2 separate regions of the Homo sapiens genome follow, and region 1 is linked to region 2. Evidence: chromatin contacts called from ENCODE Hi-C data. All regions are on one chromosome and are shown on one strand. Each heading gives the region's core, a stretch centred on a gene start or an enhancer-like site at or near the end of the contact. The rest is flanking DNA. Distances are from core to core; before and after follow the strand shown.

Evidence for each region. Hi-C counts contacts between places; a loop is a spot of excess contacts on that map. Pooled maps may share reads with other maps.
Region 1: a loop to region 2 is called in a pooled map, with 7 times the contacts of the local background. The contact joins the promoter of SEMA4F here to the promoter of EGR4 in region 2. A Hi-C loop is called at or near these places in 5 of 50 pooled maps.

Annotation. Positions count from the first base shown.
Region 1 is chr2:74,651,941-74,656,628 of GRCh38, reverse strand. It overlaps SEMA4F (ssemaphorin 4F), which reads right to left and starts at 2,382. Exons shown (of 14, transcript NM_004263.5): 1 at 2,108-2,382; 2 at 1-95. The coding sequence starts at 2,252. RefSeq lists a silencer at 2,106-2,535.
Region 2 is chr2:73,289,913-73,294,862 of GRCh38, reverse strand. EGR4 (early growth response 4) reads left to right here and starts at 1,315. Exons shown (of 2, transcript NM_001965.4): 1 at 1,315-1,681; 2 at 2,082-3,934. The coding sequence starts at 1,546. The coding sequence ends at 3,406. RefSeq lists a silencer at 953-1,032 and an enhancer at 3,029-3,724.

The DNA.
Region 1 (4,688 bases), core at 1,133-3,632, 1.4 Mb before region 2:
GCCAACATAAAGTGTGTGGGAGGCAGGATCCACAAGGAGAACAGAGTAATTGTATGTGTGAGGGACTGCGAACCGGGTGAGACAGGAGTCAGCCTCTGGCAGGAAGAGAGGAGAGTGATGTTAGCCATCGCTTCCTAAGGGTCAAGTCCACAAGAGCAAAACCAAAGGGGCCAATTTTTGTTTTCTTCCAAGTACCATTTATTAAGCAGCCATGGGGGAGAAACACAGCCTTGACAAGTGAACCAGAGATAGATGAGGCCAGAATATTTAGCACACAATCCAGTGGGTAAGTATGCTTTTTCTATAAAAATAGAGCACTAGCTGGACACGGTTGCTCACGCCTGTAATCCCAGCACTTTGGGAGGCTGAGGTGGGTGGATCACTTGAGGTCAGGAGTTTGAGACCAGCCTGGCCAACATGGTGAAATCCCGTCTCTACTAAAAATACAAAAAATTAGCCAGGCAAGGTGGCGCGCACCTGTAATCCCAGCTATTTGGGAGGCTGAGGCAGGAGAATTGCTTGAACCTGGGAGGCAGAGGTTGCAGTGAGCCAAGATCACACCACTGCACACCAGCCTGGGTGACAGAGCAAGACTCCGCTTCAAAAAAAAAAAAAATCTAAACCTCATATTAGCATTCAAAATTCGTATCTATTTAAAGACTGGAATAAGTTGGCATGAATTTACCTTCCTAGCTCAACCTCTGGTTCTGGGGACCCTACCCTTGCACCAATACAGCTCTGCTCTACCTGCTTCCTCTGCTCAGTACCCTCAAGACTGCAGACTGGACACCAACCCATTCATTCCTAGATGTACTGATGAGTCCCGCCCACTCCTTCCTCCCACACCCATACTTACCTCTGTGCCCACTCTCTCATGCTTAGTATAAGCCCTGGATCACCTAACTTCCCCTCACATCCTCAACTCTGCTTCACCTTGCTTGCCATCTAGACATCTCTGGATGCCTGGACATCAACCCAGCCTGGCAATCTCAACTTACTTTGTGGCTATTGCTTGGGTGCAAACTGAAACCCCAGGCTCTGGCCACAACTTCGCCTTCTGGAATCACAGCATCCCTATATGGCACTAGTCTGAATTTAAACTCTAAACTACTATTAACCAGTCCAGAGTTGTTGCCAACAGGTTGTACTCTTGGCTTCACTGGTTCTGTCTGCCCAAGGTGCTAATAACACTCAATGCCCACTGAGAAGACAACAAGGTCCACGGCCATGCTCATACCCACCTCAGCAGAGTCTAAAATGTGAATCGCCCCAATGATCACTTTTAACCTTGTGACGTCTCCTAGCTTCTTCCACATCTTTTCAAAGGATCATATCCCCCTCCTCTATTTTTCCTTCTGAAGACTTGAAAAATCATTTAAGCAGAACTTTACATCAACACATTGAATGGTTTACCAATATTCAATGTAGGGAATGGGCAGAGGCAGCGAGGAACACTGAGGAAGTTAAGAGAGTTAACGTGGATCCAATAATGGGAGAATGGGAGCTGCTGTCAGAGATGTCAGGGGAGCGGGAAGGGCTGTCAGAAGGGCCAAGAGGCTCGGATGATGTATAGAACTGATAGGGAAATGAATTGGAGAAGATGGAAATGCTGACCTGGAGATCGGAATGGAAAGCTGGAGTAGAATGAAAGACTGATGGGTCTGAAAGCAGAGTGGGCGTCAAGCTGGAATGATGGACCCAGGTGTATGTGCGGGGAAACAGGGGACTAAGGGAGACGGAACTTCGAAATGAACGACCTCGGGCAGCCCCCACCCGAGCTCTGGGCCTCAGTGTCCGAGTCTGCACGGTGAGGACTGGACGCTCCTGCGGCTCCGGGAATAGGGCCCGCTGGTGCAGCCTGGGCGTGTCGTGGGAGCCGAGGCGCGAGGCCCGGGCTGGGGATGAGGGGCTGAGGGGCGCGGGAGGGATGCAGAGAGGATGCGGTGAAGTGCGAAGATCTCGCCCCGGTCCCGGCGGGGCGTGGGCGGCGTGAAACGCCATACACCAGGCTGAGAGGCCCGGGTCCGGCCGAGCGGTCTGAGGAGCAGGTGGGTGTGGGTGTGGGTGTGGGCGCGAAGGGCTGAGGGCGTGGGCGTCCGCGCCTTACCAGAGATTGGAAGCGAGGTTCTGGGCACCGAGCGGGGGACGCGGCCGGATACCGGGCCGCTCAGCACCGCCAGCAGCAGTAGCGGGAAGGGCGAGGCTGTAGGCTGCCCGGGACCCGGGCGGGGCCGCGCAGCAGAGGCCGGCATCTTTGGCTCCGCCTGGCCGCGGGTGCGGCGCAAGCTACGGCCTCTGCTCAGGGCCCCGGGGCTACTGGCCTCGGCCCCACTCGGGTCCTCTCGGCTCGGTCCGGCTCAGCCTGAGGCTGAGGGATGAAACACCGCCCGGCTCCGCCCCCTCAGAAAGGGGCCAATGGTCGGGCCTCCTTCTTCCTCCAGCCAATCGGGATTGAGTGAAGGCGGGGCTGAGGGGAGGAGAGGCCTAACCCAGGCAGAGGCGGAGCTAGACCCAGGTGAAGGTGGGAGTTCTGCCTCGGAAGTGCGCTGGGGCTGCCACTCAGGGACCTCGAGTGGCGAGTTTGCTCCGGCCACTCCAAAAACTCAAACGCCCATAGCTGTACTAATAAGGAAAACTTACTAATAAGAGGACGTGGATACACGCACCAAGTTTCTCAAAATTAATACTTTGCAAGCATTTAAGGACGGCTGCCTATGTGCTGGGCAGGCACAGTGTAACGCGCGCGCGCACACACACACGCACACACACACACACACACACACACACGATTATACAGAAAATACTAAAAATCACGGCCCTTGCCCTAGGGAGTTCACACTGTAATGGGGCTTCCAAATGTAAGCAAATAACTGCAAATAGATAATTGCAATACGAAGCAATGCACGTTTGCTATAATAACGTGCAATAAGTGTGCAGAAGGGCCAGGTTTTGCCAGAGGAAATCAGGAAGGCCTCACAGAAGAGGTGACATTTGAACTGATTCTTCTAGGGTTGGTAGGCCTTTGAGGGCGAGGAACAAAGACTGCCTATGGGCATATCCACTTGGATATCCTATAAACAAGGCAAGCATAGGTCCTGAGGATAACTCACTATCTCCTCCATCCCAACCCTAGCTCCTTCTTTTTTTTTTTTTTTTTTTTTTTTTGAGACGGAGTTTCGCTCTGTCGCCCAGGCTGGAGCGCAGTGGCGCGATCTCGACTCACTGCAAGCTCCGCCTCCCGGGTTCACGCCATTCTCCTGCCTCAGCCTCCCAAGTAGCTGGGACTACAGGCGCGCGCCACCATGCCCGGCTAATTTTTGTATTTTTAGTAGAGACGGGGTTTCACCGTGTCAGCCAGGATGGTCTCGATCTCCTGACCTCGTGATCCGCCCGTCTCGGCCTCCCAAAGTGCTGGGATTACAGGCGTGAGCCACCGCGCCCGGCCCCTAGCTCCTTCTTCAAGCACTTAGTCTGCACTTAGTAGGTAGTCTTTGCTTTCTCCTCTTTCACCCCCATTGTATTAGTTATTTAGGCTGCAAAACAAATGTAACAAATTAACCTCAGAATTTGGTGGCTTAAAACAAACAAACAAAAGACATGGTCCCTGAATTCGAATTGCTTAGCCTGGAGGGAAAATCAGACATTTGGAATAAACTTTTATTATCTCTCACAATCTCTCTGCGTCAGAAATTTAGGAGTAGTTTAGCTAGGTGGTCTGGCTTCCAGTCTCTCACAAGATTACAGTCCAGATATCAAACGGGGCAGCAGTCCACTGAAGGCTTGCCTGGGGCTGGAGGATCCACTTCCAAGATGGCGGACTTCCATGCCTGCCAAATTGGTAGTGGCTGTTGGCAGTAAGTGAAGGTTGTTCTCCACATGAATTTCTCCATGGGGCTGCTTGAATGTCTTCACAAAATGGGGTGACTTCCTCAGAGCAAGTGATCCAAAAGAACAAGGCAAAAGAGCAAATGATATATTTGTGACCTAGCCTCAGAAGTAACACACAATCTCTCGGCCATATTCTACTTGTCACACAGGGCAGCCCTGATGCACTGTGGAAGGGGACTTCACCAGGTGGTACAGGGATTTCACTGGGAATACAAGGATTTCAGCCTCCTTTCTTGGAGACTAGCTACCATGCCCATATGTAAGAAATCACTATGTCCTTATAAATCTGACTAAAAAGTAACTTAAATCCATCCTTTTCTTTCCATTATCATCATAGTTCAGGACATCATCATCATTCACCTGGACTGTGTGATAATTTCATTTAAAAAACAAAAACCTAGCCTCCAGTCCCTCCCCTTCCAGACTGCCATCAGGATAATCTTTCTAAAGTGCAAGTACTAGTTCTAGTTTGTTCTTTCAACAGTTATTAAGGGCCTAATATGTGCCAGGCATTTTACTAAGTACTAGAGATAAGATTAAGACATGGTCCGTTGGCTGGGCATGGTGGCTCATGCCTGTAATCCTAGCACTTTGGGAGGCTGAGGCAGGAGGATCACTTGAAGACGAGTTCGAGACCAGCCACGTCAACATAGCAAGACCCTGTCTCTGCAAAATAATAATAATAGCAAGGCCTGGTGGCACACACCTGTAGTCTCAGCTACTTGGGAGACTGAAGCAGGAGGATCACTTGAGCCCAGGAGTTCAAGGCTGCAGGGAGCTACGATCACACCATTGCACTC
Region 2 (4,950 bases), core at 66-2,565:
GCCTCCTTAAGGCTAGGATTTTTTTTTTTTTTCTCAAAAGAAGCCCAATTATTTCAAGTACTGATTCCAGGGAGATATTTCCCACGGATTCCCTGTGTGTTGCTGGGATCAACATCCTTAGAGCGAAAGCCATTTGTATGAAGGCAGAAAAAATGTTCTGCAGAAGCATCTCATACCCTGTGGGTGAGGGAGGAGTGAGCAGGAATTGGCCCTACTTTTCTGGAAGACAATTTGCCAGTTGTCTATCAAAATTTTACATATACTTTGGCACACAATTACACTCGTTGGAATTTATCTCACAGACACATTCACATTTATATAGTCAAGGATGTTGACTCCAACAACATTGGTATAAGTAAAAAGTTGGAAACTGCCTACATGCTCATGGATAGGGGACAAATCGACTAACTCAAGGTCCTCCCTTACAATGGAGTACTATACAGCCTTGAAAAAGAATGACAAGATCTTTATGTCAGGACATGGCACAATCTCTAAGTTATTTCAAGTGAAAAAATAATAATAATAATAATATTGCAGAACAATGTGTATGGTTGGATATACATAAAATTCTTCTGAAAGAATACCCAAGAAACTTAAATGTGGCTACCTCAGGAGCTAGGAATGAAGGTAGGTGGAGAGGAGGGACTTTTACTTTTCAATTTAGAATATACCCTGTTGTGCTAGTTGACTTTCCTCCTACTGTTAACAAGTATTACAGTCCTTTTTAATTTAAATTATTTTTCCTAGCACAAATTTAAAAAAAAAAAACTTAAAATGGAAAAACACACAGGCGTGAGCAAAAGAAATGAATGGCAATAATCTCTGTGGTTTACTGAGTGCGCCTGGACATTTATGTGCTCTCAGTTTCTCTCCACAGGAAATGCACAGGTGAGAAACTGACGTTAAGGGGGACTGAGTGTCAAGCTAGTTAGTGGCAGAGGGCAGATTCAAACCCAACACGGTCCTCCCCTGCTGCCCCTCGGCCTCTGCCTCCAGGTGGGAAGCGCATCTACCGGACGGTCGGCCCGGTGAGGCGCAGCGCCCCAGACTGGCGCATCCGCGGCCCCAGCGCTCCACGCCTGGGGAGCGCGCGCGCACGCAGCGGCGCGAGCCTGGCGGCGGCGGCGACAACAACAACGTCACAGCTCGAGCTTTCCTTTTCGGGAGTCCCCGGCACACATCCTGTGTCCATGTTTGGGCATTTACGTCACGGCGGCAGGGCCGGGGCCTCCCAAAATGGCAGTGGCCCGGGGAGTCGGAAGCCCGGAGCCAGCGCCGCCGCAGCTATATAAGTGGGGGGGCTGTGGGCTGGGGGAGCCCGGCAGCGCTTTGGAGAGGCGAGGAGCCGCCGCCCGAGGCCGGTGCGGGCGAGCGAGGGCGCCGCGGCTCCCCGACTCCTTTCCCAGAGGTGAGTGCCCGAAGCCAGGAGCCCGGGCGCCTAGGTCTGTGCGCTGCGGGGAACCCCTACCGCCAGCCTCCCCGCCACCCGCGCGCCCCCAAGCCCAGCGGGCGAGGCCCCGGGCGCCCCACAGCCGGCGCCGCGCCATGCTCCACCTTAGCGAGTTTTCCGAACCCGACGCGCTCCTCGTCAAGTCCACTGAAGGCTGTTGCGCCGAACCCAGCGCTGAATTGCCCCGGCTGCCTGCCAGGGACGCTCCCGCGGCCACCGGCTACCCTGGAGGTAAGGAGGGCGAGCAGGGGTGCTCAGACGACGACGGCGCAGCGCGGGGGCGCACCATACCTGAGAACCAGGAGGGACTGGGACATTGGAGCTATGAGAATAGGGGCGATGGGAAGCTTAGGAGTCCTGGGGTGCGCACCCCCATTCCCACCCACACTGGGCCGCCAGCGCCTCCGCAGGAACCTGTGCGGTTATCGGAGCGCCCTTTTGCCTGTGCACGTGTGTTTTGCGTGTGCATGTTTCTATGTGCTCCTTGGGACGTATGCGGGCCCCTGCTGAATCAGAATGTGCAAAAGGCACTTTGTGTATATCCGTGGGCACCAAGAGTTTTGTAGGTAGGGGCTGTGGACTCAGGTGCACCCTTTGATGTGCCCAGAGCTGATTCCTGCTCCCTCCTCAGCAGGCGACTTCTTGAGCTGGGCTTTGAACAGCTGCGGCGCAAGTGGGGACTTAGCCGACTCCTGCTTCCTGGAGGGGCCTGCGCCCACACCCCCTCCCGGCCTCAGCTACAGCGGTAGCTTCTTCATTCAGGCAGTGCCCGAACACCCGCACGACCCGGAGGCACTCTTCAACCTCATGTCGGGCATCTTAGGCCTGGCACCCTTCCCCGGTCCAGAGGCAGCAGCGTCCAGATCCCCGCTGGATGCCCCTTTTCCTGCGGGGTCCGATGCCTTGCTGCCGGGTCCGCCGGACCTTTACTCCCCGGATCTGGGCGCTGCCCCTTTCCCAGAGGCGTTCTGGGAGGCCTCGCCTTGCGCGGGTGCCCCCTCGCAGTGCCTGTATGAGCCTCAGCTCTCCCCGCCCGACGTCAAGCCCGGCCTCCGGGCGCCTCCCGCCTCGCCAGCGCTGGACGCTGTCTCTGCCTTCAAGGGTCCCTACGCGCCCTGGGAGCTGCTTTCTGTGGGGGCCCCAGGGAACTGTGGGTCACAGGGAGACTACCAGGCCGCCCCGGAGGCTCGTTTTCCCGTAATAGGGACCAAGATTGAGGACTTGCTGTCCATCAGCTGCCCTGCGGAACTGCCGGCCGTCCCAGCCAACAGACTCTATCCCAGCGGGGCCTATGACGCTTTCCCGCTGGCCCCGGGTGACTTAGGGGAGGGGGCTGAGGGCCTCCCTGGGCTCCTGACCCCTCCTAGTGGGGAGGGAGGGAGTAGCGGCGACGGCGGAGAGTTTCTGGCCAGTACGCAGCCTCAGCTTTCCCCGCTGGGCCTTCGCAGCGCCGCCGCGGCGGACTTCCCTAAACCTCTGGTGGCGGACATCCCTGGAAGCAGTGGCGTGGCTGCACCACCCGTGCCGCCGCCGCCGCCCACCCCTTTCCCCCAGGCCAAGGCGCGACGCAAGGGGCGCCGCGGCGGCAAATGCAGCACGCGCTGCTTCTGCCCGCGGCCGCACGCCAAGGCCTTCGCTTGCCCGGTGGAGAGTTGTGTGCGGAGCTTTGCGCGCTCCGACGAGCTCAATCGCCACCTGCGCATCCACACGGGCCACAAACCCTTCCAGTGCCGCATCTGCCTCCGCAACTTCAGCCGCAGCGACCACCTCACCACGCACGTGCGCACCCACACCGGCGAGAAGCCTTTTGCTTGCGACGTGTGCGGCCGCCGCTTCGCGCGCAGCGATGAGAAGAAACGGCACAGCAAGGTGCACCTCAAGCAGAAGGCGCGCGCCGAGGAGCGGCTCAAGGGCCTCGGCTTTTACTCGCTGGGCCTCTCCTTCGCTTCTCTCTGAGCAAGAGATGGGTTTATGGGTTGGGGCGCCGCCGTTCGGCGCGCACGAGTTCCGGGCCGTTCCCCTCCCCGCTCTTCTTCCAACTCCTCCTCGCACGCCCGAGGGCCGGCCTCCGGTCCCGCTTCCAGTTTCCTTGAAGCGCCCGCCGCACACGCCCTATTCAGCACCAGCTCCGCGGACAGTTCCCGCGGTCCAGGCGCTGTCACCCTTGTCAGCCGCGCTTTGGGGGAAGTCTTCTGAGACCACCCAGTGAATAGGCACTACCCTGGGATTCAAGACAGTCTTTTGTAACTGGCACACGCCCCACGCCTTCCTCTATAACCCCCAGAGACAGGCTGGGGCAGCGCCAAGGCGGTCTCGCGCGGGACTTTGTACAGCAGTGTCTTATCCAGCAGCCATTGGATGTAACGTTTTGCTTTGGGTTTTTTTTCCTTTTGTTGTTGTTAATTTTTGTAAAGCAGACGCTACTCTCAAGCAGTTGACAAAACTGTTTATTTTTGCAATTAAAATTATTGTGCTAAAAGCTTACTGAATCTGCCATGTAAGCTCCTGACCCTTCCCCTTAGCTTCTCCCCCAGGACCATATGTGCCAGAAGATAAAGGAGATCCCCACGCTCATGGGATACAGACCCTGAACATATTACACACCCACTGTCAGGCACACCTGCCAGGAACTGCGGCACAGAGTAGGCATTCAGTAAATGTGTGTTGGGTTAATGAACGAATTTAATCACAGCTCACCTAAGGGCTGGAGGTGTTTCTGGAACTTCAAAGTGGTTAAAAGGCGTAGGTGTTCAACATTATGTATATATTATTCTCCTTAATCCTCGCATTCCCAAATAAAGCAGGCATATACCTCATTTCAAAGATGTGGAAGCAATGTAGATAGCTTGCTGGAACAATGTAGTTAACCCAGGCTAGGAACAGACAGGTCAAACAAATCTGTCCAACTTCAAAGCCAACCCTCATTTTCCAACCCCAGAATGGAGACACCTAAACTTAATAGCACTGATTGGAAAGGCTTCCTACCAGAAGGTGAGAAACAGGTTTGGCAGCTAGAGGGAGCTCCAGGCAGTAGCGACAACAGCAAAAGGCTGCAGTATTTTGGTGCTGTTTGTGAAAGCCCAGAGTGTTCAGTGTCACAGAGGCTCCAGACAGTATCTATGCATCTGTTCAAGAGTCACATGATGTCAGGACCCAAAGGGTCTCAGCATTTAGCTAGAGCACACCTGAATATAGCTGGGAGCAGGCACTTGCCAGAGACTGATGGTCACCTTAGTTGCTCTTCCCACAAAAAGGATCTTCTCCAGGTGGCATCAGCCTACTTACCATTCAGCCATGCGCCTGCCACAGCCACTTTTCTCCAGCTGTCCTTCCAAGTGAACTCTTCATGGCTTTGGGATCAGAGGAAGGCTAGGAGGGTGATGAGGAAAGCATGACCTTGTAATGGTGAAGGTGGCCCCTTTTTACTCTTTGAACTCCCCACCCAAAGCTTTTCCACTCTTTCTGGCCACCTTGGGCAGACCTTGGAGCATAAAAAGGCC